Regions from separate parts of the Mus musculus genome. Here regions 1 and 2 are each linked to region 3. Evidence: chromatin loops called from intact Hi-C (ENCODE). Cell type or tissue: gastrocnemius. All regions are shown on one strand. Each heading gives the region's core, and the rest is flanking DNA. Links, peaks and the distances in the headings are about the cores only.

Region 1 (9,761 bases), core at 769-8,768, 77 kb after region 3:
AACAGGGTGATGGCTGATTCTATAGAAAGAAGCCCCGAGACAGGGTTAGTTTATTCTCACAGAAAGCAGAGGCTCCTGGGGCTGCAGCCTGACTCCATCTCCTGGACTCCATATTACTCTGTCCTCATTGCTGCTAGGCTGTGGTTTTCAGATATCTTTTTTCCTGTTCTTCCTTTTTACCAGAGTTTGTAGAATAGTTTGTTTCACAGGTGGCCTGGATGTCCAGGAGCTCCTTGGTACCTCCAGACTCGCTCCCTTTCTGGCTTTTGAATTCAGACCTCCCTTCCCCAAGTTTGTGGCCATCCCCAACTTCATTCTGCTCCCAGAATCTGAATTTTTCACTGTATCATAGCTCTGTCCCTCATTGCGAACTCCCCTGTTGCTTCAGTTTTCTTTCCTGTGTCACTATATTGATATCTCTGGTGCCTCCTCCAACAGGTTGGCAGTACACCAAGGCCCCAGTTTCTGGAGAATCCTCTGTGTGTGTGTGTGTGTGTGTGTGTGTGTGTACGTACATGAATGTGTGAACAGATATGTATGCTTGTCTATGTGTGCACACAAACACTCAGGCCTGGACACAGCCCTAAGTGGCCCTCCTCCTGGAATAGTGTTATGTTAAGTCTCAAGGTTTGCCTGAACCCTTTCTGATTCTCACCATTGCCCTGGAAGGGTACGACATCACAGATGAGCAGCCCGAGGCTGCTGTAGCTGCAGTGAAGCAGGTAAGCCACAGACCTGCAGCTGGCAGGGTCCTGTGGCAGTACTAGGCCCTTCTTACTAGAGGAGGACAAGTGTGTCCAGTTAAGACAAAGCCAGTGCAATTAGTGTATGGAAGGGGCTCCAAGGGCTGGCTGGTCCTTACCTCGTCGCTGCCCTTCCCTGGCACAGCAAGCATCCAGCACTGCTGTCCCCTGACCAGGATGGAGCCCCTGCAGAAGCCCACACTGTCCAGCTGAACTGAGTCCATGATGGTGTTCCTGCCCTCCTCCAGGTCCCACAGGCACAGCCGCAGGTCTCGACCCTGGCTGACAAGGCAAGGGGAGGAGTCCGTGAGACACTGTAAACGTATATGTGCTGACTTGGACCCTCAATGGTGAAGGTAGCCATGTTCCCTGAAGACGGCTAGGTAAGCCTCACACCATCCGTGCTGAAGGCCTCAGTGAGGAGGGCTTTCCCCTCAGTGTTCACATCTGGGTTGGTACCCAGGGCCCTGAGGCCAGGACATTCAGTAGACTAAGGATGTGGACACTGAGGCATGAACCTTTGGCCAGTCTTGTGCCGTTCTGGTGCCACTAAAGCATACCCTGCACCCCTTTCCTTTCTGTCAACTGTCTTTAAGGACTCAGAAGTCTCACTCAGGCCTCTACCAAAGTGTATGTGAGAGCTGCATTCACTCTAATGCTATGCAAGCATGTTGACAGCAGCTCTATGCTTCATCACCCGAGCTGGAGACGACCCAGCTGCTCTGCAACAAAAGAACTACCAAGCATGCTGTGCCAGAGTGCCACTCAGCAAGGGACGGCGCCGACTGCTGACACATGCAACAGCTGGAAGGACGCTGAGCTGTGATTTGTTAAGTGAAAGAAGCCAGATCTGAAGGTTCTGCAACATGTAACTACACTCCTGTGACATTCTAGAAAAGGAAGGGCTAGAGAACCAGGAGAGAACTGACCACAGTGGGTAGCTCTGGGCTTTGTGGGATGGCAGGCTGTTTGATGTGGCCTTGGGGAAATGGACACACGACAGTGCTGTGCCAAACCCACAGACAGTCTGACTGTCACTGTGCACAATGAAAACAGCCCTAGCCAGCTGAGCTAGAGCCAGGAGCCTATGAGGGACGGCACTGTGATTGTGTGGATGGCAGTGCACTGGGCCAGGAAGCTCAAACATAAGTGGACCCAAGGCACACAGACAGCATGGGTAAAGACACACACAACTGTAGAAGCCATGGCCCTGAGCAGGCCTGGCTCCTTGCAGGCATCAGTTCTGCCCTCTCTGGCAGAGAAAATATGGGAGCCAGTAGTAGATATAAGGTTCCTTATCAAAGAGCTGATGAGCATATAACACTGTGGGTCAGGTCCGAGCTCAGAGGTCAGCATCAACATGCGTGTGGCAAGACACATGCAGATAGAACACACAGTTGAACATAGGTGAATGACAGTATGGGCAATGTAGGTTCACCCATGGACAACCGGGTTCATTGGTTTTCTAAACACAACAGCCAGGTTTCTGAAGAGATGTTGCTCTCAGATCTTTATACAGGGAGCGGTGGAACATGCCTTTAGGTCTAGCACTCAGGAGGCAGAGATAGGCTCATCTCTGTGAGTTCAGATCCAGGTTGGCCTATAACATAAGGAACTGAGGTTGGCCAGAGCTACATAGTGAGACCCCGTCTCAAAAAACGAGCGAACAAAACCAACAAGAAACAAGCTTTCAGATTTTTAGATTAGGGAACTTCAACCTCTAGGATGCTGACAGTGGCCCCAGCAGGCACTACCCACCTGTGTGACCAAAGCCAGTCTCTCCTGCCAAGGAGCCCCGGGGACTCATGCACCTCAGCACCACAAGGTTGGCAGTCACCACACTGGGCTTCCTCCCTGAGCCCAGGACCGTGTGGTCTTGTCCTGAAACTAGGGGTATTCTACCCTACAGAGAACTTGAGAAGTACTGAGAGCATGAGAAACGTGGACCAGGAAACTGATCTCAGAGCCCACACACAGCTGCTAGCATTTTCTTCCTGTCTGTGGCCTTAGATGCTGATGCCAACAGGGTTAAATCTACAGGGGGAGAACAGAAGGCAGGCTTTGCCTGCATCCCATATCAGCAGCACAATCCAGAGAAACTGTGGGTTTAAATGAAGCAACAGTGAGCTCGGGAAACAGGTAAGGACGCCCATCCATGTCTTAGCATAGGCTTCTCTACGACCCAGGAGCCTGACCACAAGGGGGAAGGCCTGGCCAATGCAACTCCATGAAGACACCCCTAAGAGAGGGGTGATATACACCACCCTGTTGCAAAAATTATCTGGAATAGAAGAATACTATCTGAAATATAATAAGAAAAGTGCAATCTGTCAATAGAACAGGTATGCATTAAATACCTGGTAGTCTTTTAGTTTGTTTTTTTTTTTTTCTCTTCTAACTTAAAGTTTAGAAAAACTCATAAAAATCATGCTTCTCCTTTTTTAAGACAACACATCAAGACAGTATAGCAAGTCCTGGCCGCCACTGACTCCACAGGGGGAGGTCACAGCTACAGTGCCGTCCTTGCCTGGGCAGTGGTTACTCAGGTGCTGCAAGGGCCGGCATACTCCTGAACTGGCCTGTAAATATGCGTTTCACGATGACAAAGGTAAAGAAATACTAGCTGGCGCAGCTCTTGTGGCCCAGGTGTGACCAGTGCTGGGGGTCCTCCAGCTTTGCTGGATATGAAAGCCCAAGCCCCTTCCAGGGCCTCTTGAAGAAACCTGGACCCAAACACAGCTGAGGCCAGGCAGCTTTGGTGGGCTGTGGTCTCCGGTGCCATGCAAATGCACCTGGCATTCCACACCCAAAGCCCCCACCACAGGCTCTGACCCTCAGTGGGGACCCTGGCTGGGAGATAAGGGGCTTATGTAAGGCATACCTTCATGCCTTTCAAGCCTGCCGGCTTGGCAGGCATACCTTCATGCCTTTCAAGCCTGCCGGCTTGGCCCTGCTTTATCCGTCCCTGTCCCTGTTGTTACCTCTGCCCACTTCTAAGCCATGGCCCAGAGCCTTGCCCTTAGCTGCCTGCTGGGCTGGTAGCAGCTACCTCTCATGGCACCTCCCAGACCTGTCTCAGAGCACCAAAGGGCCCCAGGGAAGAGGGTAATTTCACCTGACAGAAGTCAGAGTCATCTACTTCCCAAAGGCTGGAGCTGGCCCCACACTGTCCACAAGCTGCAGCCAAGTTGGCCAGATCCACGCCCTACCTCCACCCCACTCATTCTGCCACCCTGCTCTGTTAGAGTTCCTGGCATAAATCCCCTGGGACCTTCCTTGGGATGCTGTAACCCACCTGAGGAGCTGGTGTCCCTGTGGCAGTGTCTTCAGCCAGATTACACCCTGGCCCCCATGGCCATTTAGAGTGGTAACTATTCTTCTTGTTTGTAGGCTCCAGATATGTACTAGGCCATTCTGAGACCTGTTGGAAAGGAGTCGGACATAGACAGGTCAGGGCCTGGAGCAGTCTTGAACTCACTTCAGGCCAACATCACACACAGCCCGTGGATGAAGATACTTCAGCTGGAACTGATGGCTGACGCTGAACCAAAGATCAGACAAGCCTCCCTTGCAGCAAAGGTGGCCAGAAGGGCCAGGGGATGGGGTACTTTGTCAGAACTCAGTGTTGTGGGGCAGAGACATGACTGACTCTCTGCCCCTGCAAGGAGTTCAGAATGTGCAGTGTATCGGTCAGATTCTGAAAGCGAGGCACACTCCCTGAACAGTGCTTGCCACCAGCACCTGAGACGGCAACGTGCTCCATGCAGCTCCAGGATGGACCTCACCCTGGGCTTGGGGCAGGACAGCTGTCACTCACCCTGAGAAGAGAAGTGGGTTCCCTGCAGCTTGGGATGGTGGGCAGAAATGGAGCGTGTTCACAGCCGACTGTGTGCCTCGGAGGACAAATCTGGGACCAGGCGGTGGTGGGAACAGGGCTGCCATGTGGGTAAATGCAGTCCTGGGTACAAGGGAAGACATGTGAGAGTCAGGGAGCTCTACACACCTATAGAAAGCAGCTGGAGATCTTTGTTTATCTATAGAAGGCAGCCAGAGAGGGACATTTAAAAAGCTGTTGGCTCAGAACCTAACTTTCGCCCCTTCTGGAAAGGGATTCTGCTCCCCATGGTGTGGGCAGGCTCTGTGGCTAAAGAAGAGCCAGGCCTTGGTGTGGGCCACAGGGCTGCCACAGGTGCAGCCCAGCTTACGCCAACCGCCAGCCTGTCACTGTTCCCGATGGGTACCTTCTCCCCACCCTGGAGCCCTGTCCTATCCATCAGCTCTGTTATCACCAAGGCCCAAGCCTGTCCCTCTTGGCACGTAAGCCTGGGTACTGTGTATAGCCCTTGCTGCCTCTCTGGTAGAGTATATGTCTAGCAAGCTCAAGGCCCTGGGTTCTACTCCCAGTACCATAACAGAAAAGGAGCCTTTGTTTGGCCAAACTTGATTCGAGCTCCTAAGCATTCTTGTAGGCCCATGTGACTACAATTATAAAAAGTCAGGTCTACAGAGTGAGTTCCAGGACAGCCAGGGCTACACAGAGAAACCCTGTCTCAAAAAAAACAAAACAAAACAAAACAACAAACAAACTCTAAGTCAGTTTAATATCACCCTCATATCTGCATGCTTTCTGAACAATGGGGCCCCTCAGTGTTAACTGTCCACCACACGTGACGTTTGCTTACCCTGGCCCACCTTCAGCCTGAATCCTCGCAGCTGCTGTCTCTTCCTTCCTACTTCCCATGCACTTCCCCTACCTGCTCCTTGCTATGAACTCTATGTCACACTTGTCAGAGTTAGACCCAATCTCTTTCTCTCAGGAGTCCTTGTCCCTGTGACAGTCCATGAGTCAGGTACCCAGACTGTCTCCTCCCACGGTGACCCTGCATACTCACAGCACTCATCTGACAAGGTCTGGGCCGAGTCCTTTCCCAAGCAAGCAGGCTTTACTCGTGCCTCCCTCAGAAGCCCTCCCCTCTGTACAGGAATGGCGTGCCTGGATGACGAATCCCACTCCTGCCTTTTGGCTAGTGTGAGGAGTCTGGACTGCGCTGTCTCTGCCCTGCACTCAGTGGCTCAGCAGACATGTGCTTACAAATGAGAGTGGCATAGAGTCCTGAGAATGCTACAAACAGCCCTACTGGATCATGGCCTGAACCACCACATCTTCTAATTATAACCACTCTGCATAGCATACTTCTATTTTTTGAGAAACTGAGGCAGGATTCTGGGATGAGCTGCACTAGATTCCGTGGAATGGGCTTGAAATGTTCTCAAGACATGTGCCACCAAGGGGCTGAACAGCCTGGAAGGGTACATGGAAGGGGCAGGACCAAGTCTTTTGGCCACACCCATAGAGCTGCTGCCCCAACAGACAGACCACTCCTCAAATCACAGGACTTGTATTTAAGACCTGATAGGGTCTACCTTGCAAAAGAGAACTTTCCAGAGTCCGCCTCTGCAGACCACCCTTCTCACACTTCCGTAGTCCCACAATCACAAGCTGGATGAAGGAACAGGAAAGGGTCAGAGGGAGACAGCAGGGGGCCTGTAGCAGCTTGTTTCCGGAGCTTTTCCAAGGGGCAAGGGCAAATCCTACTCTACTTATATGCAGCCCACACAGCAGGGAGAGGAAGCTCTGCCCAACTTGGGTGGCAGTTCAGCCATCAAAAGAACATGGCAAGGAAAAGAACAGAGCAAAGGAGCTACCAGGCAGGATTCTTCTAGAGTGGAGACTGGCTTTAAGTCTGCGTGGAATGTGGGAAGAGAGACTACAGGCTGAGGCCACACCCAACTGTGTAGAAGCCAGAGAGACGAAGCCTCCCAAGGCAATCCCATCAGGTACATCTTCCAGCATGCTTCCTCCAGTGCCGTACCTCCACAAATCCTATGCCCTCACCTTTTCTTCTTTGTTAGGAGAAATGACGGTACGGGCTATGAGCCACACCACAGTGGAAGAAGGCACGCAACAGCCAGAGTCAGGCTCCCAGGAGGCCACCAGGCCCTATGGAGGGTAAACCGGAAGGATGGGGGTATGATCAGGGCTGTGCCAGGCCAGTGAGCTCTGTACCCATGCCAGTGGCATGAGATGAGACACGTATCTAGTCCTACTGACCTGATGCAGGTCCCACCAGGTCAAGCCCTTCCTGGGCTAACTCTACTCTTGAACCCTACCTCCCTCAGGGACTTAAAAAAAAAAAAAAAAAAAAAAAAAACAAAGTTAAAGGAATGCATGTACAAACTGCAAAATCCCCTATTTTGAGTTTTTTTGGGGGGAGGTAGGTGGGCAGGGAAGGAGCTTTAGCTAAATAAAACTCATAAATTGCTAAAAGGTAACTGACTCTTAAAAAATGTGATGGTGCCTTCTGCTAGAGGAGAGATAGGACCTCACACTGTTGTTCACAGACATATGCCCCAGATCACAGATGCTGGAAGAACTGCCTCAAACAGGTGATCCAAAGGACAGGGTCAGAGGGCAGCTGGTGGTCCTCCAAAGCTCAGCTGTGTTCTTGCCAGATACAGGTCTACAGGCCCTAGCTTCACCACTCTCAAGAACTTGATCTCTCACCCAGCAGGAAAGCTCCAAAGCCAGTCTAGGGGCATCCTGCCACATGGGTCCAGGCCATGAACTCTGACATGACTCTTTGTAGGCACATGGTGCAATCCAGATACCACACATACTGTAGCCATGTGTATATACACGGACACCTAGATGCTCACACTTATACATGCAAACATAAACACCCACCCACACAGATGCACCCCCTTCATGTGCATTCCACATGCGGGGACATACAGACCCTCAGGTACACACCAAAGCACATGTGCACACTTGTGTTCACATGCACATATGTGCATAAGAGTTCTCACACCATGACCCTGGGCAGTGCCAGCTGAAGCTCAGCCCACACTTGCCACCTGCCTGCGGCATGGTAGGAGTTTCCAGAACCTTATAGCAGAAGGCTCATTGTGAGGTGATGAAATCAAGGTCTCCTCTATTGTCTCCCGAGAAATGCAGGGAACAAACCCGTCACGTCACGCTGTTACAACAGCTGAAAAGCTCAGGCCAAAATGATGCATCAACAATTAAGGACTCCATCATTTCAGGCAATTAAAATAAACGCTTTATTTGAAAACTAATTAATTCAACCTACATATTTTTCCTATGACAATATCCTATGATTACTTGATTTATGACATCTAATTATTCTTTATTAATCTAATTGAGAATAATTGTATTATCCTATCACTCCTGGCCCCTGGCCACTGGCTGCCCTTGGTAGAGGCTGCAGCCCCTGTGCTCTGCCCTGTGCAGCCACAGTGCTACGTGGCTCGAACCCAATCTCTTCCTTTACAAGTGGGAAGGCAAACCATCAGAAAAAAATCCAGAGTACATTTTGGTTCTTCATGATGTCCGAGAGAGACAGTTTATTTAAGAAACTTACAGAAGAGAAAACCCAGTGATTTGGAAAATGGATGATCCTTCCTATAAATGCTGCAAAGTGCCCTGAAAGTGCCGAAGGCCTTGGCCCCCACACAGTAGATAATAACGGTGCCCCTGGGCAAGCCACAGCAGCCGTTGTCTAGAGACCTCAGGATTAGTCTCAAGGGGAGGTTCCTCTACTGCACTGCTAGCTTTATGTCACCTTTACACAAATTAGTATCATCCAGGAAGAGGGAGCCTCAATGGAGAAGATACCTACATCAGATTGGCCTGCAGGCAAGTACATGGAGGGCATTTTCTTGATTAGTGATTGATGTAGGAAGGCCCAGCCCACTGGTAGTGGCACCACGCCTGTGCAGATGGTCCTGGGTTGCATAAAAAAGCAAGCTGAGCAAGCCATGGAATTATAAGCTAGTAAACAGCGTTCCTCCGTGGTCTCTCGAGGTCCTGCCTCCAAGTTCCTGCCTCTGCTTGCATCCCTGCCCTGAATTCCCTCAATGACATTTTGTGATCAGGGCAAGTAAGCCAAATAAACCCTTTCCTCCCTAGTTGCTTTTGGTCACGGAGTTTTATCACAGCAATAGAAAACAAACTAGGATAGGAGGGATATATCCCAAATCAGATCTGAAAAAGATCCAATCTGGTAAAAGGTTGATAGGAAATAGGTTTCTATGGTACTCTTTTAAGGTTACTAGTCACAAAAGGTAAGTGTACCTTTACAATAGAGACATCTAGCTGTCATCACCTTCTCCAAATGATAGAAGCTGGCAACGCCAATGCTAAACAACAGCTTATCTCCTGATGATATGCGATAAGATACCATGGCACCATTGCATGAACCCATGCTGACAATGTTCAAACATGAACCTGGCCATGAGGAAACAGACACATCAGACATAGGACACAGTACAAGTCAGTGTAGCTTAGGCTTGTGAAAATGGCCAAGGTCAAGAGAAACTACAGAAGCAAAAGGCAGCAACTCTTCTATCTTAAAGTAGACTGAAGAGATATCAAAACCAGCTGGGAAGCTCTTGGGAGACAGAAGCAGGAGGATCGCTGAGTTAGGGACAGCTTGGTCTACATAGTGAGTTCTAGGACAGTGAAGGCTACACAGAGAAACCCTGTCTCACTCCTCTCCTACACACACACACACACACACACACACACACACACACACACACACATACGGGGGGCGGGCGGTGAGGGAGAGATGGAGAGAGAGGGAGATTAAAACCCAATACAACATGTAAACCTCAGATACTGTATATTGAATTAGATACTGAGTCAATCAACAGAGAGGGCTAGGCAAGGCATGATGGCACACGCCTTTGATCCCATCATGTAGGAGGCAGCATGTGGATCTCTGTGAGTGTAAGGTCAGCCTAGTCTATACAGAGTTTCATGCTAGATAGATAGGGCTACATAGATGCCTTCTCCCAAGAAAGAAAAGGAGTTGGAGGAGAAAAAAAGGAAAGGAAAGGACAACTAGGATACCAGGGGCTGTTCAGTGGATAAAGTACTTCCAATTCAAGCCTGGCAACCTGAGTTGAGCCCCAGCACCCACATGGAAGAAAGAG
Region 2 (9,761 bases), core at 1,065-9,064, 93 kb after region 3:
CCTCTAAAGTGCAGACATATTAGTATACACACAGGTTCCATGCACACACATGTGGTAAGTAACATTAGTACATACATATAGGTTCCACTCATACACACAAGTACTTTGAGGGTCTCTTTACTCCCCAAAGTAGTTCAAGAATTGAGGGTCATCTTTTTGTTTGTCTGTTTGTTTGAGACAGGGTTTCTCTGTGTAGCTCTGGATGTCTTGGGACTCATTCTGTAGACCAGGCTAGCCTTGAGCTCAGACATTCCGCTGCCCCTGCTTCCCTGGTGCTGGGTTTAACTGTTTTCATAGAGGGTCTACCCACAGAGAGAGGCTGTTGTTGCATACAGTATTTCCCTCTAAGGGGAGGACTGTGATAGTGTCTAGTGCTCAAAACACCAGTGTTAACAAATGGCACCTTAACCCTACTAAGCTAGTCCTACTGAATACTGCAAACACTTTACTGAGAGAAGAAACCTGACTTAAATTTTAAAAAATATTAATAAGTCCAGATTTGCAAATCCAAAAGCAGAAAGCAAAAGAAAAATGAAAAACCAAGAGAGCATTGACCTATTCAAATATTACCAACCCCACAGTAATGGTTACCAATGATAAGGATATTCTTTTTCTCTTACAAAAACAAAAAACCTTAAGCAAAATACAAAAGTAACTACACACAAACAAAACAACAAAAACCACATAAAGTCTGCATTGCGTTGTCCAAGCATTCCAGTGAGTGAGCCCTCCCTGCCGTGTGGGTTTCAGTTCACTGAACGCTGTGTGGACCAGATTAAAGCCTTTTTCATAGTTTCCCAGGACTCAGTTGGTAAAGGTTCAGCCTACAGTCCCATGACAACTTGGCCTGAGTTTCATGAGAGTGTGAGTCATAGAAAAACTGAAGAGAAACCAAACTAAAATGTGGGGTCTGTATCCGATCGCAAAGATGCTTCCTGGTCCATGTCTAGTGCTGCTCTAGTAACAAAGATAGGAAATGAAATCAGCCTAGACATTCACCAACTGATGGATGGTTAATAAATATGTGGAAATTTATTGGTAAAGAAAAATGAGAAAATTTCAGGAAAATGGAGTTAGAAAATGTTATATTAAGTGAGGTAACTACCTCAGAAAGACAAACAGCACACGTATCTCCCTTTTAGAGACCCTAGCGTCTAATTTTTATGTATGTGGATTTCTATGGGAGTGAATAAATGTAGAGATCAGGACACTAGACAGAAGTCCCGAGAGGGAAAGGCTTTAAGGGAGAAGGGGAGTAAAACTCACGTGGCTATGGAAGTGGAAGGGATACATTTGGGGGAAGTAAGGTTTAAGAGGGAACAGGGGCAGGAAGATGAGGAGGAGAGGGAGTAGAAGGGGAGGGTCATCTATACTAAGGATATATGAAAAAGCCATAAGGAGACTCGATAGCTAACAAAGCAAAATTTTAAATATAGAGATGGCTCAGGATGGGTCTGGTGTCAAAAGACTTTAATCCCAACACTCGAGGGGCAGGGGCAGGGGCAGGGGCAGGGGCAGGGGCAGGGGCAGGGGCAGGGGCAGGGGCAGGGGCAGGGGCAGGGGCAGGGGCAGGGGCAGGGGCAGAGGCAGAGGGATCTCTGTGTAGACCAAGGCCAGCCTGGGCCCTTGCTGCCCAAGTAACATCGAAGTTCAGTTCCCGAGATCCACTTGGTGGAGAACCAGGAACCAGAGAGCATGAGCATGCTATAACTTCCACACAAAACAAATAAGTAAGTGGAGATGAAAAAAGTACTCTGCCCAGGTAGATAAAGGTGCTCCCAAAAGCCGTAAGTTATTAAATGCCAGGGGTGAGCTATCTCCATACAAGTTGTTGGCCAGGGAAGCCCTCTGGGTCCTCAAAACAATACAGGCAGCTGTCATTGTGATTGCTTACCTACCAGAACTATATGGTGTCTAAGCCACTGTTTTACTACTGTGAAGAGGCACCATGACCAAGGCAACTTTTATAAAAGAAATCATTTAATTAGGAGCTTGCTTACAGTTTCATAGGTTTAATCCATTATCATCATGGCAAGGAGTATGGTGGCACACAGGCAGACATGGTGCAGGAGAAGTAGCAAGAAATTACATATCCTGATCCATAGACAAAGACTGAGACTGGGGTTAGCCTGGGCTTTAGAAACCTCCACCCCACCCCCACCCCCACCCCCAGTAACACACTTCCTCCAACAAAGCCTCCTAATCCTTCTAATCCTCTCAAAGAGTTCCACTCCCTAGTGACTAGGCATTCAATTACATGAGCCTCTAATGGCCATTCTTTTTGTATGTTTGTTGTTTTGTTTTGCAAGACAGGAATTCTATGTGTAGCTCTGGTTGTCCTAGAACTCTCGATGTAGACCAGGCTGGACTTGAACTCACAGAGATCCACTTGTCTCTGCCTCCTGAGTCCTGTGATTAAAGGCATGTGCCACCATGTCTAGTTTTGGCAGTCATTCTGATTCAAACTATGACAGATGGTAAGACCCTGTAGTGGTTGAATAAGAATGGTTCCCATAGACTCATGTTTCAATGCTTGGTCCATAGGGAGTAGCACTATTAGGAGGTGTGACCTTGTTGGAGTAGGTGTGGCCTTGTTGGAGAAAGTGTGCCACTCTGGAGGATATGCTCAAGCTATTCCCAGTGTGGAACGCACTCTCCTGCTTCCAGCAGATCAAGATGTAGAGCTCTCAGCTCCTTCTCCAGCACCATGTCTGCCTACAAGCTGTCATGGCAATAATGGACTAACCTCTGAATCTTTAAGCCAGCTCCAATTAAATGTTTTCCTTTTAAGAGTTGCCACTGTCATGGTATGAAGTGGAAAGTTAAGGGTTCTTTGGAAAATCATTTGTGTTGGATGGTGTTTTACTGGGGAAAACACATGAAGGAACTTTTGTGGACACAGGTAAAAGGCTAAGGCAGACTCGTGAAGGAAGATTTCGCAGAAACAGACACAGGAGAAAGGATGTTCTGCTAAAGCAAGCACGTGAAAGGACATACAATGAAGGATGCTTTGCTAACAACACACATGTAATGGTCTGCCTTACATTGCGTAGTTGAACTGCATTTGTCAGGACTCCATAGAGAAAGGCACCAAGCAACTTCTGGTGACGGGCTACAGTTTCTTTCCACTTCTGAGGACTTGGGCTGTTTGGCAGTGATGTCAGCTGAGACAGATGCACGTGCTGAGGCAAAGCATGTGGAGGACACGTGATGTTTGGAGAGAATATAAAAAAGACTCGATGGACAGTGACGGAGGCTGAGCTTGGCTTGCTTTCAGAGTTAGCTGTGAACCCTTGTAGGTCTCTCATCTTCGATGACCTTCGCTTTGCTCAGAGAGGCATAGCTGAGAATTTCTCCTGGCGTCCCTCCTGGTCCCTCCTGCTGACTGAGCCGAGGCTGAGGCCTGGCTGTTTCTGCTAGGTTGGGCCACTGCTGCTGATTCATGTTTGCTATCCTGATACTACTGAAGTGGATTGCTGGTATATTCATGAAGTGTTTGCAAATGGATTGAGCTGCTGCTGCTAACCTGTGAACTGCACAGACGGCAGTTGCTCCAAAGAACCTTTCTAAACAGGTCCACTTGCCTGTAACCTTTCTTTTCCACTACTTCTGGTGGGTGGTGGGCTACAAGGGAGGTCAAAAGTATTTAAGAAGCAAGTAGGATTTGAAAAAATTGAAGTTACAATGGTATCTCTTCACATTAATGGAAACCCTTAGACAGACCCTACTACAGAAAAAACCACATGCCCTAGTTCCAGGACATAAATCAAACTGGAACTGAGATGGAGGGCTCCTCCCAACAGTAGCCCTCACAGTGCTGAAAAGCGTTACTAAGCTGCCAGGGAAGAACTGACATCCACAGCCTTATTCATAGTGAATCCTGCTAGATAATATGTGCTCTATCCAGCACACTGTGTAAACAACTGCTCTCTACAGAACTGAGGTATGCTCCACAGGAGGAAACTCATGTCCCGTACTGTCTGTCTATCGGATTAAAAGCCCATGGTCGGGGAAACCCTAGGCTTACTGTTTTGCTAACTGGACATGATATGCCTATCACATTGCCTTTGGAATATGTATAGAGTAGTGCTGCTGTGAGCTTTAGTTCGAGAAGTTCCTTTTGCAGGGGTCAGCAGTAACTGTAGAGGCTCATTATAAATGGTCAAAGCAATGAGACTTTAATGTTCAGACCTAAACAGGGTGTCTCAGGCCCTCAAGGTGCAAAGAACTCACCAAAGAGGGCAGGACAGGACAAGAGCCAAAGGATGAGGTAAAATGCCATTGTGGAGTGCTATCTTCTGGGCATGACACAGCCAGGGCACTCCGGAACTCATAGCAGTTGTGCACAAGACCTGCACAAGACTGGGCCCATCAGCATCTTGTCACAAAGGAGACAAGAAACTCGTGAGGTTCTACCTCTCGTTGAAGCCATTTATAATCACGGAGGGGAGGGAAGAGAGCTTCTGGTCAGTAGAATAGCCACTAGTAAGGTGCCCAGATCCCGTAAATAACCTTTCATCCATGCCATACACACGCAGACACACACAGACATGAAAGTAGGAGAGCTAGGTGGAAAGAAAGAGGAAAGCGACCAGTGGGTAGAGGGGCACAAGAGGGAGGATATCTATTTAAAACACATTATGGACATAATGAAGTCTGTTATTATGTATACTTACTATCCTAATAAAAAGATTAAATATGTGTATGTTAACAGAAACACATAGCCAAAACAAACAAACAAAAAAATTAGAATACCTAGGTAAGCATGGTAGCTCTCTACAAGTTTGAGGTCAGCCTGGTCTACACAGTGAGTTTCAGTACAGCTAGAGCTATGCATAGAGACTTAAAAACCAACAGACAAACAAACAAACAAAAATCAGAATACTCGAGACTATCAAAATTAAAAAAAAAAATAAAGATGGTATTAGACAGATGGCTCTAGTGACAAGTACTTGCTGCTCTTGTAGAGACCCAGGTTTGATTCCCAGCTCCAACATGGCAGCTCACAGCCATCTGATGGCACCACACGGTGCACAGACATACAAAGAAGCAAAACACCCATGCACATTATAAAAATAATAAACAAACAAACAGAAGGTAGGAAAGGAAGAGAGAAACAAAGCCCGAGGGAGAAAAAAGTGAAAAAATACTTAAATGAGGCCAATTATGTATTATTATAATAAACTTTGTCTTATCAACTATTATAATAAACATAAACATTCTTAGCATGTTAATTTTTTCCTTCTTGATACAGGATCTTGTTATGTCTCTCAGGTTGGCCTCTAATTCATAATCCTTCTGCCAAACTTTTCTCCAAAGGCCCAGTTAGGAGCCAGTGACACAGCGCATCTGGTAAAGGTGCTGCCACCAACACAGACCACCTCCATTTGATCCCCTGAACCCACATGATAGGATGAGCTAAGCATCAAAATTGCCCTCTAACATCCATACCACACACACTGTAACATATGTACATAACAAAATAAATGTAATAAAAATATTAAAAATTCTATTGCAAGCACATTGGAAAGCTGAGTCAGCTTCTCCATCCATCTGACAAGGCCCACATGCCCAGCTCCATCCAACAGCTCAAGTGCACGTGGACCATCGCCAAGATGGCCGTCATCCTCACTCCCAGAACAAAGCTTAACAAGTTTCAAGCGGGAGCACACTCACACAACTTGCTTACATACGCCTTGATTTGGAATCAGCACCTGCGTGTATCTATGGGTAGAGTGTGACATTCCAACCCATGCGCGCACACTGCCATTATCAAATTAGGGTAATCAGCACAGATGTCAGCTCAGTTATCAGTTCTTCATACTGGACAACATTCAAAGTCCTTTCTACTAGCTATTTTGAGATACACTATTGTCAACCAGCTACCCTGCTGTGCTATACTCAGCTGCAAAGTTATTCACTGAATACCACCTCTATACTCACCCTTCCTGAGCTATTAATGTCTAATCAGTTCCCAGCATTCATACAGAGGCCCACAAACATCTGTAACTCCAGTTTCAGGGCATCCAATGCCCTAGATGTATACACCTTCTAGGGTACTGCACAAATGTGGTGCATAGGCAAGCACACAGGCAAAACACCCATACACATGAAATAATAATTTTAATAATAATTTTTTAAAAAATATTTATTTATTTTTATATGTAAGTACACTGTAGCTGTCTTCAGACACACCACAAGAGGGCATCAGATTTCATTACAGATGGTTATGAGCCACCATGTGGTTGCTGGGATTTGAATTCACAACCTTTGGAAGAGCAGTTGGTGCTCTTAACCACTGAGCCATCTCACCAGCCCTTTTTTTTTAAAAAATATTTATTTATTTATTATATGTAAGTACACTGTAGCTGTCTTCAGACAAATAATTTTTTAAAAACCAACAAAAAGCCAGGTGGTGGTGGCGCACGCCTTTAATCCCAGTACTTGGGAAGCAGAGGCAGGCGGATTTCTGAGTTTGAGGCCAGCCTGGTCTACAAAGTGAGTTCCAGGACAGCCAGGGCTACACAGAGAAACCCTGTCTCGAAAAAAACCAAAAACCAACCAAACAAAAACAAAACTCAAAAAAATTTATCGTGTTCACGTGCCTTAAGGGGCTTGATCTTCAGGGCACTGCTACTGGATAGCACAGGACTCTTTAGGAGGTGACACTTAGTGGGAGACCCTTAGATCATTGTGGTGCACGCCCTTAAGCAGGACAGTCAGACCCCAGCCTCTTCATTTCTGTTCTGTTTCTTGTCCATGAGGTAGCCAGTGTGCTTTGCTGGGTATCCTTCATCACTGCCATCCTGAAGCCCAAAGCAATGGTGCCTGACTAGACTTGTGAGCTAATACAGCTTTTCTTTTTTATTTAATTAGGTATTTTCTTCATTTACATTTCCAGTGCTATTCCAAAAGTCCCCCATACCCTCCCCCCCCCCACTCCCCTACCCACCCACTCCCACTTCTTGGCCCTGTCGATCCCCTGTACTTAGGCATATAAAGTTTGCAAGACCAAGGGGCCTCTCTTCCCAATGATGGCCGAGTAGGCCATCTTCTGATACATATGCAGCTAGAGACACGAGCTCCAGGGGGTACTGGTTAGTTCATATTGTTGTTCCACCTATAGGGTGGCAGATCCCTTTAGCTCCTTGGGTACTTTCTCTAGCTCCTCCATTGGGGGCCCTGTGATCCATCCAATAGCTGACTGTGAGCATCCACTTCTATGTTTGCTAGGCCCCGGCATAGTTTCACAAGAGACAGCTATATCAGGGTCCTTTCAGCAAAATCTTGCTAATGTATGCAATGGTGTCAGCGTTTGGAGGCTGATTATGGGATGGATCCCCGGATATGGCAGTCTCTAGATGGTCCATCCTTTAGTCTCAGCTCCAAACTTTGTCTCTGTAACTCCTTCCATGGGTGTTTTGTTCCCAATTCTAAGAAGGGGCAAAGTATCCACACTTTGGTCGTCATTCTTCTTGAGTTTCATGTGTTTCACAAATTGTATCTTATATCTTGGGTATTCTAAGTTTCTGGGCTAATATCCACTTATCAGTGAGTACATATCGTGTGAGTTCTTTTGTGATTGGGTTACCTCACTCAGGATGATGCCCTCCAGGTCCATCCATTTGCCTAGGAATTTCATAAATTCATTCTTTTTAATAGCTGAGTAGTACTCCATTATGTAAATGTACCACATTTTCTGTATCCATTCCTCTGTTGAGGGGCATCTGGGTTCTTTCTAGCTTCTGGCTATTATAAATAAGGCTACTATGAACATAGTGGAGCATGTGTCCTAGATAGGGGACTAATATCCAATATATATAAAGAACTCAAGAAGGTGGACTCCAGAAAATCAAATAACTCCATTAAAAAATGGGGCTCAAAGCTAAACAAAGAATTCTCACCTGAGGAATACCGAATGGCTGAGAAGCACCTGAAAAAATGTTCAGCATCCTTAATCATCAGGGAAATGCAAATCAAAACAACCCTGAGATTCCACCTCACACCAGTCAGAATGGCTCAGATCAAAATTTCAGGTGACAGCAGATGCTGGCAAGGATGTGGAGAAAGAGGATCACTCCTCCATTGTTGGTGGGATTGCAAGCTTGTACAACCACTCTGGAAATCAGTCTGGCGGTCCCTCAGAAAATTGGACATAGTACTACCGGAGGATCCAGCAATATCTCTCCTGGGCATATATCCAGAAGATGTTCCAACCAGTAAGAAGGACACATCTTTTCTTTTATATATTAATTTCCTTGGGTATTTACTATGTTAAAGCAAAACTGACTAATACGTGATAGGAGACACAGTACTTCTTTTTAGTCTCTGTATAGGGATGTCCAATTCTCCCAACCCATCTCCTGAAGAGACTGTCAGCTTCAACTTCCACTAAGACTCAGCTGATGCTGGGCAGTGGTGACACATGCCTTTAATCCCAGCACTCACTCGGGAGGCAGAGGCAAGCAGATTTCTGAGTTTGAGGCCAGCCTGGTCTACAGAGTGAGTTCCAGGACAGCCAGGGCTATACAGAGAGAAACCCTGTCTCGAAAAAAAACAAAGGGCTGGTGAGATGGCTCAGTGGGTAAGAGCACCCGACTGCTCTTCCGAAGGTCCAGAGTTCAAATCCCAGCAACCACATGGTGGCTCACAACCATCTGTAACAAGATCTGACGCCCTCTTCTGGAGTGTCTGAGGACAGCTACAGTGTACTTACATATAATAAATAAATAAATCTTAAAAAAAAAAAAAAAAAAAAAAAAGAAAAAAAACAAAATAAAATAAAATAAAATGTCTCTTTTTTTCTCATTGAATCTTTCTGGGCTTTTTTCTTAGTACTAATCACACTTCCCTGTAAAACCATGCTCTGTTTCAGTGATGTTTTGCATTGTGTTTTTCTCAGTTCATTTATCTCTACCAGACCTTTATTCTTCCCTCCCACTAATGTGGGACTCATTAGTTCTCTCTGTATTGTTGTGAAACAGGGCCTTATTATGAATCGCTGGCTGGCTGGAACTTCCTATGTAGATCAGGCTGACCTCGAATGTAGAGATCCACCTGCTTCTGTTTCCAAGCGGGCTGATTAGTTCTTTTAAGGATAAATAGATTGATTGATTGATTGATGTATGTGTACACATGTATGCACATGTGTGCCACAGTTCACATGTCAGGGGCAGGGGACAGCATTTGCCTGCATCTTCTATCCCATTGAGACAAGGTCTCTCTTGTTTCTGTTGCTTTGATGAATACCAGAGAGCCGCCCTTCACTTTCCTAAGCAGGTTTCCTGTCTCCATCTCCCATCTCACCATAGGCATGCTGACATTACAAACTCACCACTGCATCTGTGTTCTTGGTTTTGTTACTGTGTTTTCTAACAGGTTCTGGGGCTTGCTTTTGGGTCAGCAGCTGAACCGCCATCTCTTGGTTAGTTCCTACTTTCCTAGTTCCTAAGCCACACAGTCATGCAATGCTTATTTGAAACCTTTGCACCTTGTGGATGTAGGTATTTGTGGTGGCAAACATCTTAAAACTCCTTTTGCTGTGCCCCACATATTTTTTTGAATACTGTTTTTTGGGGTTTTTTGTTGTTCTTTTTGTTGTTTGTTTCTTTATTTTTTCTGAGACAGGATTTTTCTGTGTTGCCCTGGCTGTCCTGGAACTCATTCTGTAGACCCCGAACTCACAGAGAACTCACAGATATCTGCCTGTCTCTGCCTCTCAAGTGCTGCAATTAAAGGTGTGAGCCATCACTGCCTGGCAG
Region 3 (9,501 bases), core at 1-8,000:
CTCCAGAACGAAGTAGGCCACCATCCTCTCGCCATGGGCTCCCGTGAGTTCTGGGGTCGGGTCTGCAGCTTTCTAGGAAGAGCCACGGTCAGGAGGTGTTCTAGTTTGGGCATCAATAGGCAAAGTCTTGGATCAGAGGTGGATGGAAACTCGAGCCAGCGCCCAGAGTGGCCGGGGTGGAGGGACCTGCGGACTCGTGGGATGCTGGTCCTAGGAGCTGGCGGGAGCAGCGCCGACGGTCCCAAGGATGCTCCCGCCTCATCCTAGTGCTTCTCTTTCAGGGCCCCGTGGGGCGCTGAGCCTGCTGCTTCTGTTGCTAGCGCTGCTCAGCCGCCCAGCCTCTGGCTGCCCCGCGCCATGCAGCTGCGCAGGGACGCTCGTGGACTGTGGGCGCCGCGGGCTGACCTGGGCGTCGCTGCCGGCTGCCTTCCCTCCCGACACCACCGAATTGGTGCTGACCGGCAACAACCTGACGGCGCTGCCGCCCGGGCTTCTGGACGCGTTGCCTGCTCTGCGCGCAGCACACCTGGGCGCCAACCCCTGGCGCTGCGACTGCCGCCTATTGCCGCTGCGCGCCTGGCTGGCCGGCCGCCCGGAGCGCGCGCCCTACCGCGACCTGCGCTGTGTCGCGCCCCCAGCGCTGCGCGGCCGCTTGCTGCCCTACGTGGCGGAGGATGAGCTGCGGGCCGCGTGCGCACCCGGTCTACTCTGCTGGGGAGCACTGGTGGCCCAGCTAGCACTGCTGGTCCTCGGGCTGCTACACGCGCTGCTATTGGCACTTCTACTAGGTCGCCTGCGGAGGCTGCGCGCGCGTGCGCGCGCACGCTCCATCCAAGAGTTCTCTCTCACAGCCCCGCTGGTGGCCGAGTCGGCCAGAGGTGGTGCATCCTAAGAAAGGACAGGCACTGAGCAACAAGGACCTGCAAACTTTACAGGTCCCTGCAGGAGGACCCTCACCTTCACCTGGATCCGCCTTGGCCTCTACCCTTGCCCAACCTCCCAGACCCGAGCTCTGCAAGCCTGAATCAACATGGTGCCAAACTGATTCCAGTACTACCAGAGTGAAGCAACCTTGAGTCTTCAGAGCCTAGAGTGATGGAACAGCCCAGTCTCCTGCCAGACTCCTCACTGAATAAACCGTTCTCCTCATTTGGCGGTTTCTGTACCACCCGACTTTGCCAAATTCTAGAAAGGGCCTGAGGGAATGTTGTTAAAAGGGACATAATCACTTCTTCACACGCTGCCAAACTGGCCTAGGGCAAGCAGGAGTCGATGGATAAAACTCCCTGTACCCAGCTGTCTCCGAGTTCATTCTTAGTGAGAATGCTGTGAATAGAGAGATCCCTCTGGCACTGAGGAAGCTTGAAACAGCACAGGCAGGCAGCTTGGTCCTCAAAGGGTTGGCTTGTGTGGACAACCAGGGTCATGAGAACCTCTCAAGGACAACTTAGGAGTTGAGGTGACCCTGCTGTGTGGACAGCTGTTAGAGCGCCCAGAGACAGATGGGAGTTGGGATGACTCAAAACCAGGTGACTGTAGCCTGTGGCCCAGTGGGGACTCCATGGGCGATGAACTCTGAAGGGTAGGGAAGGCCAAGTGACAGAGACATGACCTAAGGGGCTGCAGGTATGAGTTTAACCAGAGTCTCTGAAATGTGCTGTGGAGTGAATCAGGCCTCCTCCCACAACCCTGGCCCCTCCAAGTGTTCTCAGATCTTCCTATCCCATCTCACCAACTGACAGCCCCAGCAGTCTCAGCCCTCCTGACAGTCCCCCTGACTAACAGAACAGTCACCACACTACCCCACACCTGCCCAGGTCATTATATATGCTATTTCTAGTCTGGTTCAAGGTTCTCCAGCAAGTCCCCTACCTCACAGCTCAGGACAGAGAACACTTCCGAGCTACTCTGGAGCTGGAAAACTAGGTACAGTTTCCTCCCTGGGAACCCAAAGGAGCAGAATGGCACATCCCCCAGTACTGGAACCAGCCTGGGTGCCAGGCTTGATGTGAGTCCCACCTGATTGCCTCTACACATACTGGATGCTTTTGTTCCTGACAATCCTGATCCTGATGAAGAACCATGGGTCTGGGCACAGGAAAGCACTAGGCCTCCTCTGACCACCACTGACCAGGTCGGGAGGCTGTAGCTGACACGGCCTTTGTCTTGGCCTTTGTGGGACAAGACAGATGACCCTCCAGTAGGCTGATGCTATCTAGAGGCTGCCAGTCAGACTTGAGGCATAAGCCACCCCCCTCCTTTGTGGGCAGGGGCAGGGCATCCGGCCCATTGTGGGCTGCAGGGAACTGTGAACTTGTCCATCCGGCCTTATCAATGCATCAGGGACAGGGACAGTGGTCCTCTTTGTTCACCCTCCCCAGGGGTGGCCTGTCACCCCAGAAGCCCTGGTTGAGGTACACAGATAACACCTTAAAGTCAGTTGAACACAGTATGGGGAGGGGCATCCCCTCTGCTTTTCAGAGGAGCAAAGCAGGTGTCAAGAAACTCTTCAAGCTCCCACCCCTTTCTGTGGCTATAATGGAGCAGAGCTGAGACAGGCTCCCTGGGTCCCCACGCTGCTCCTCCTTTAGGGGACAGTGCCAGGGCCTAGCAGGAGCTGTAGGAAAGAGCTCAGGCTCAGTTCACACTGCTCACAGGGCCTGAAGGCTCCAGGACCAGTGTCTTGCTGAGGGTCTGGGTTTGGGATTCCTGAAGGACCAGGGGCCACTGTCTTTCCGTCCCTGTCCTAAAGAGGAACGGCTCTGCTACCAAAGAAACACATCTGGCATCACTGTATTCAGACAGAAGGGTGGACTTCTCGCTTGCTGGTTTGTCCAGGAGACCCCTCTTGCCAGACTGGCTAGTGCCAAGACTCCAGCCTGGCCTCAGTGGCTGGCTCTGCTAGTGGTTTGGGAATTTCTCCAATTCTAACTCCTGACCCTAAGCTGACCCTCCACGTGCTTAGCCTGGGGTCTCAGCCTCCAACAAATGTGGGGAAGTGGATGGTCCCAGCTCAGTGCTCCTGAATGCACACTCCTCCTCCTCAACCCAGCCTCCACCATTGTCATCTACTTCAGAGACAACACAGCTGCCCTGGAGTCTCCTCCCCAGCCACCAACTCATCCCCTCTGTGGTCTGGGCCTCCCTCCAGATGAGCGTAAGTCACAGGGCCCCTCTCAGAGGCATATTTAATATAGCTACAAAGACATGGCCTGGGCTGGTTGATTCTGAGTCCTTCTGATAGAGCTCAGAAGTCAGAGGTGACTACACCACACTGCCCACCCATCCCCTGGGCCCCAAGACTTCAGCTTTAAAGGGAAGCCCCAGGACTTAGCTTTTGTGTACCTGCCCTACTCTCTACACCCATCACACCCATGCCCACCACAGCGGGTCTGCCCTTGCTCCTGCGGCTTTCATCCTTATTCAAGACCTCATTCAAACTAAGAGATTTCCTGCCTCAGCTAGGCTAGTACAGGGCACAGAGGTACATTTAGAGAGGTCAAGCCACCTGTGCAGCCTGTACTGCCATCCAGCTAAAGATGGCCAAGGAGTTGAATAGATGGAGTTCCAGTGAGGCTACACAAGATCACCAGGCTTGGCATAGACAGAGTAGTGACCTCACGCAGAGAGCTTCTATCTCATTGTGAAATAGATACGTGCTGCTGCGGGAAATGGGGACTTTGGCCCTCTTGTTTTAAACTGCCGGTTGTTTAGCCCTGCTTTCCCCTCAATCACCATGACCTCCGACTGGCACCAGAGGGCGCTAGCGATCCGTAAAAGACTCAGAGCTCGGCGTGCAGTAGGCAACGAGGGACGCCCCAGCAGTCCCTAGAGAAAGAGAGCAGGGACCATTCAGACTGCCCAGACTGCAGAGAGAGGTTGGCAGGTCATTCCCTCCGGGGATGGAGAGGAGGGCACTGCGAGGTCGCTGACAGACGCGAAGAAGATGAGTGCAGTCCCTCTTCTTCCTATCCTTTTGGCACACTGACAACCGGTCAACCGCAAAGATAAGGACCTCTTCCGCCTGGCGGGAAAGACGTGGGCCAATCCAGGTGCGCTCCCCACCCCATGTTTGCTCCGTAAACATTCACTGACCCCCGCTGTGTGCATTGTGAGGGGGTGGGGCTAACGACAACCAGCGCTGGACTCTCACCATTTCTGTGAGGGGAAAGCCCAAAGACTCAGAAAAGGAGGCTCCAGCATCTCTAGGCTTCCCTGGTGACCAGGGAAGCAATGGGGTTCTCCATGAGTCTTCTCTAGCCTGGAGAAGCCTTGAAACTGGGCTGACCTGCTTGAGGCCATCACAAAGAGGACGCCCAGGGAAAGGTGGGGAGTCGGGGGGGGGGCAGACTAGCCACTTAGGAGGGGGAGGCCCGCACCCGCTACCCAGACAGAGCAACAACATTGGGGTGGGTGGCCCATAGCTCACTGCAGCGTCTGCGCCAACCCCCAGCGTTTCCGATGGAAGACAGGCGGCAAGTGATAAATCACCAGCTCCCACTCCCACCCACCCAGGGCTAACTGGTGGGCAAGAAGGGCAGCGAGGGCTGTGTGTCACAGAGACAAGGCCTGTGACAGAGACAGGAGACAGGCTAGAGCCAGAGGCTTTCTGACACCAGCCAGTTCCTTGCTGGGGTGTCTGAGTTCCCCTGGTACCCTTTCCATAAAGCCCATCTGGAAACCAGCTGAGAACCATCCACACTGACCCCAACTTGAGGTGTGTGCAGTGCCTCCTGCAGCAAACTTCAGCTCCTCTGAGAGGGCCATAAATCAGCAGGGGGCACTTGGAGTAGTGTCCCCAGTAGAGTGAGGGTCTTTGGGGGTCACTGATCCTAGTGACTAGGCCTGGCCTTGGCTGTGTCTCTCCCTTCTTAAACAGCTCTTGTGGGACCTCCCAGCCCCCAACCCTTTCTGGACAGTATTGTCTGGCCTGGAGCCCTCCATACCGTGTACTCTCTATAATGGCTGCACATGCTTTCTGACTTCTTTTCTCAAAGACAAGAAAAAGTTACAAGGCCTAATGTGCTCTCCTTAGGAGAACCCCTGGGGGCCGGTCTGCCCCTGGTCCCACAAGAACTGTGAGGATCATCAGGTACTCCCCAGTGAAGCTGTCTCTAGGGTTCTGCTGGGTCCAAGAAAATGCTGTCCGTGCCTCCTTCCATTCTGTCTTCCTGTCAACCTACTCTACCCAGAGTGCCTAAGGCTGGCTGGAGAAAGAGTGCTGAGAGATGAGCCAAGGTGCCCCCAGGTGTGAGACACTCAAGCGCGCGTGCACGCACACGCACACGCACACGCACACGACAGGGGTGAAGTCAGTTGCAGTAGGAGAAGCCTGATGAGAGTCGAAGGCCAGGCTATGAGCCCTCCCTGCAGGGCATATTCCTAGTTCCACTGCCCATTTCCCCAACCCACACAGAGCTCTCCTCAGGACCCAAGTGTGGGGTTAAGGTCACTTGTGCACTAAAAACAAAACAGATTTCTCCTGTAACTGGTCTGTGAAATGGGGCTGGGGGTACCCAAGGGGCTCCTCCTGAAAATATCCTAGGAACCCTTAAGACTGTGCCTGAGCCGGGCGGTGGTGGCGCACGCCTTTAATCCCAGCACTTGGGAGGCAGAGACAGGCGGATTTCTGAGTTTGAGGCCAGCCTGGTCTACAAAGTGAGTCCCAGGACAGCCAAGACTATACAGAGAAACCCTGTCTCGAAAAACCAAAAAAAAAAAAAAAAGACTGTGCCTGAGAGACACTGTATGGCCTGGGGCTTGACCCTCAAAGCAAACCCTCAGGTCCATCACTAGACACATCTCGGAAGAGGGGCAGTGGAGGTTGAGGTTTGAAGTTAGAGCTGGGGCTTGGGTTTTTGTTGTTGTTGGCTTTTTTTTTTTTTTTTTTTGGCCTTAAACTCAGTGAAGATCCGTGCTCCATCCCTCATCCCAGCTCCTGCTTTTGACTTTTGCTGGGGTAGCTCTCAGCGCAGTCATCCCGGGGGCTCACCTAGCTGTGTGTGTCTAAGCATACCAAATGCATCATGAGCTCTGGACCCGGCTGACCCATGTATGGCAGAAGGGTGCAAAGGATTCTTCCACAGATGCCAACCTGTCCCCTCTCCACTCAGGGTGTGGCTTTGTCTCCTCCTGTATCACACAGACCCGGGGCTCCCTGAGGTTACTGAGGCCCCCACGTGGGTAACAGAACGCTTGAAGGGCTAAAAGCTGAGCATGCTAGCTTGCCCAGAGGACTCCCAGGATCAGAGAAATAACTCCCCACAGCAGCTGATTTGTATGGGTAAACCTCAGAAGCCATTCCCTGAAGGAAAACCACGTGGGAGCTGAGGAAATTTGGTGAGATAGAGGCAGGACCCCCAAGCAGCTCTGGCCAGTAGAGCTGTCCAAGGCACCGGTGTCCCAGTGAAGGGCTTGGAGCTTCTATTTTGAGAAGGTGCCTGCAGGCAGGCCAAAGGCAAACTCTGCCTGGTGTTGGAATCTACTGTGATGCGTTGGGGTTTGATGGCTGGAGTTTGCTTTGCTCTGTGCTTTGTTTATTTAAAGATGCTCTAGAAGAATTCCTGCCAGTCTTCACAGAAGACTGTGAAGAGGCTTCTGTCTGAGCAGGACTGGGGCGGAGCACTGACGGCACCTGTCTCAGCTCGCCTGCTGTTGACTGTATTGAGCCTTACACTCACTGAGGGTTCCTGCACATGTAGACTGTCACCTTCCTTCAGGGGTACAGGTTGGGGGTCTGGGGGAGGAAAGCCCAGGCCAGCTCCCTGTGGTGGGCTGGGAGAACACAGGAAACCATGGATTTCACCTGTGGAAGATGTGAGGCAAGACCTTTGAGATAGCCTTGAGTTCTCTGATTAAGGGTCCCTATTTTGTGGGCCTCTGCTCTGTGGAGCCCTGGTTAGGGACCCCTAGTTTCTGTGTCTAGTCTCAGAAATTCCTACTGAGCAAACCAATCTTCAGCAGGTACCTGTTTCAGAGTTTCCAGTCTGGGAGTCAAAAGCCCTTGTCTCCTTATTTGCGGGGGGGGGGGGGTGCCAGGATTATTCTGTACCTACTCCTGGACATTAGCCAACACTTCCACCAGAATGACTCCAAAAGATCCCACTCCCAAGCCTCTTGGGGCAAAATCAGGAAAACTGGCCAAAGTATGAGAAACATGAGCCCCTGGTTCCTACGGGAGTGCAGACCAATGCTTATGAAGAGAAAGAGCCTTGGGCTACTCATCCACGTCTCAGGATCACTCCCTGAATCCATCCCCAGTCCTCCCGGGGTCCTCCCAGAGGGTCCTTGAAGTCCTCCTCAAGTCCTCAGAACTGGGCATCTGTACTTGGCTCAGTACAGCAGATGACAAGGACAGAGACATCCGTTGGTGACAGCAAAACTACAAGCCAGGAGTATTCCATGACTTGGCATGAAGTGATCCTGGAAGCTACCCACAAAGAGGCCAAGCCGAATGACAGCTCTGATCTCTTGTTATTGTCTACTCAGTGACCAACTGACAAGGCTGGCTTGCCTGCCTCCCTCACCTCCAGTGCTAGTCAGGCCCCAAGGAAGATCCCCAAACAGCAGGTCTGAGGTATCACCTACCCTTGTCTTGCCTGTCATGGTCTTGACACCCGTGTTCTTTTATCTCTGCTTTGTCTCCCGTGCAGTATCTCCTCTCATCTCCTACCACCCTCCTTGAGGCCTGTCTTGGTTGGTAGGGATCCTAAACACACACATGTGCACACACAGGCTTTAGAGAATCGCCTTCCCTGTTTTAGCTTTTCTGGGAAAGTTCACATCTCCGAGGGTGGGTCAAAGCCATGCAGTTAGCCAAACATGTTCTGGATGACGAGCCTCTATGTCCCCAAACATGCTTGGCTGAGCTACTATTTTAAAATGTGTAAGCACAACACTCACTACGTGTCAGGATGTGGGTGAATGCATTCGGACCCCCACACCATGGTGAGTGTGTGTCCCTGCACACACACCCATCTCCACTACATCCAGCAGGCCCTACCTTGCCACAGTGCCCTCCTCAGGCAGCAGCTTGCCCCCATCCAGCACACCATGTGTATGTATACTCTTGTTTTCTCTGCCTTGTGGGCCAGGGGTGTGATCGTAAATCCTACAGTTGATGACACATTTATCCCTTCAGCGGCTGGTGGTGTGAATTTATGGCTGAACCTCCAGGCTGGGACACCTCCAGGGCAGACACACCTCCAGGCCATACTATTGGGCTTTCTTGGGTGTTATTAAGAGTGGGCCTAGAGGCCCTGGAACTCACACAAGGTCAGGTCTAGCTCAGAAACAGAAATCTTGGGGTGTTCAAAGTCAATGAGAGGCCAGGTCAGCTCTGCCTGGGGATAGCTAAAGGCTGAAGCAGCCCACCACGTAGGAGCCTTGTCTGCTGCAGATACACTCTTCCCATCTCTCCTCAGTCTTTCACGAAGGAAATAGGGAGCAGTGTCAGCACATGTGACAGACTGTGTTCCCTGGGCTTTGAGTCTGCCCACTGCCCACTGCAGGGCCTGCTGGAAACAGGGACATTTGGGTGAGAACTGGGGATAGGGTCAGGGTCAGTGACAGCAGCTGAGATTGCACAGAGAGGAGAGGTGCTGGTATAGATAGCACAGAGAGGGCCTTTTGCATGTCTGCTCTGCCGTGGCAATATGGATAGACTGAGGCCTAGCAGCAGCAGGTTCAAGGTGGCGCAGACATGGGGTGTAGCGCCTGCAGACTGGGATTCCTGCTCTTCAGAACTTAACGTGAAGTTCGTGAGTTTGGACACCCTCTTTGTCTTGCCAGATCTGGGGTAGGGTGGCTGCTTGGTTTAAGGAGGAGACAGGGAGATGATGGAACTAGCCAGGCCCTGAGGGGCCACAGCTGGGGGGCAGGAGCCTGGCTGCTTCCCCTCTGACTGTCTGTCTGCCTGTGTGTCCATCCATCTGTGAGTAGGGTTGGGTCTCTAAGGGATCCTTTGTCAGCTCTCAGGCTCCCCATCTCTGGTCCTAGCTCAACCCTCCCACCCCCCCTGCACCGCCTGCTGTCAGGATGAGCGATGGCCAGGGCCCCTCCCCAGGCCCTCGGCCCCAGGCCTGGTTCCCGCTCATTAGCTGCTGACACTGTTTGCTTTCCTGGGGACGCCCACCCCGTCACAGGCCATTTCTCCTGGTACCCCTTGCCCCAGGGGCCTGCCCAGGGATTTAGGGTGCTGAACTGCACAGGATGTCAGCACAGGGCAGGACTGGCCCTCTGAGGTGACAGACAGATGGAAAGAGAGCATTATCATTGCCTATGGGCATGAGAAGAGGTGTTAAGGGCGGCCCACTGCCACATAACCAGGCCCAGCAGAGAGGTAGCTCAGGGTCCTGTTGGTGTGGTGGGACACACAGCGTGTCTGTGGGAGGGCCACAGGGGGACAAGAGAGGGGTGTCTAGAGACAGGTGATAGTTTCCATCTCCACTGCCTCTAATTCTGTCTCTGGGTCTCTCCCCCATGAGATGATCACTGGGCCAC

The links. Hi-C counts contacts between places; a loop is a spot of excess contacts. Peaks named below come from ENCODE experiments on the same cell type or tissue, not always from the same donor. Only the 100,000 strongest peaks of a DNase experiment are listed, where the experiment ranks them.
Region 1: a loop joins it to region 3, with 2.1 times the contacts of the local background. A loop is called at or near these places in 2 of 42 quality-filtered maps.
Region 2: a loop joins it to region 3, with 2.2 times the contacts of the local background. A loop is called at or near these places in 2 of 42 quality-filtered maps.

What each region holds. Positions count from the first base shown.
Region 1 is chr16:18,535,375-18,545,135 of GRCm38, reverse strand. It overlaps Gnb1l (guanine nucleotide binding protein (G protein), beta polypeptide 1-like), which reads right to left. Exons shown (of 8, transcript NM_001081682.2): 3 at 4,561-4,701; 4 at 4,039-4,164; 5 at 863-1,025. The coding sequence starts at 4,685. Among named protein-coding and RNA genes, the nearest start is that of Gnb1l, 42 kb to the right of the region's middle. In gastrocnemius, for the core only: no CTCF peak of the experiment used is centred there; DNase peaks (open chromatin) are centred at 1,492 and 4,918.
Region 2 is chr16:18,519,905-18,529,665 of GRCm38, reverse strand. The region is part of intron 2 of Gnb1l (guanine nucleotide binding protein (G protein), beta polypeptide 1-like); the gene reads right to left. Among named protein-coding and RNA genes, the nearest start is that of Gnb1l, 26 kb to the right of the region's middle. In gastrocnemius, for the core only: no CTCF peak of the experiment used is centred there; a DNase peak (open chromatin) is centred at 5,629.
Region 3 is chr16:18,612,113-18,621,613 of GRCm38, reverse strand. Gp1bb (glycoprotein Ib, beta polypeptide) reads left to right here. Exons shown (of 2, transcript NM_010327.2): 1 at 1-43; 2 at 282-1,295. The coding sequence starts at 34. The coding sequence ends at 892. Among named protein-coding and RNA genes, the nearest start is that of Gp1bb, 5.5 kb to the left of the region's middle. In gastrocnemius, for the core only: a CTCF peak has its summit at 3,753 (motif pointing right); DNase peaks (open chromatin) are centred at 566, 1,452 and 3,784; H3K4me3 peaks cover 1,343 bases.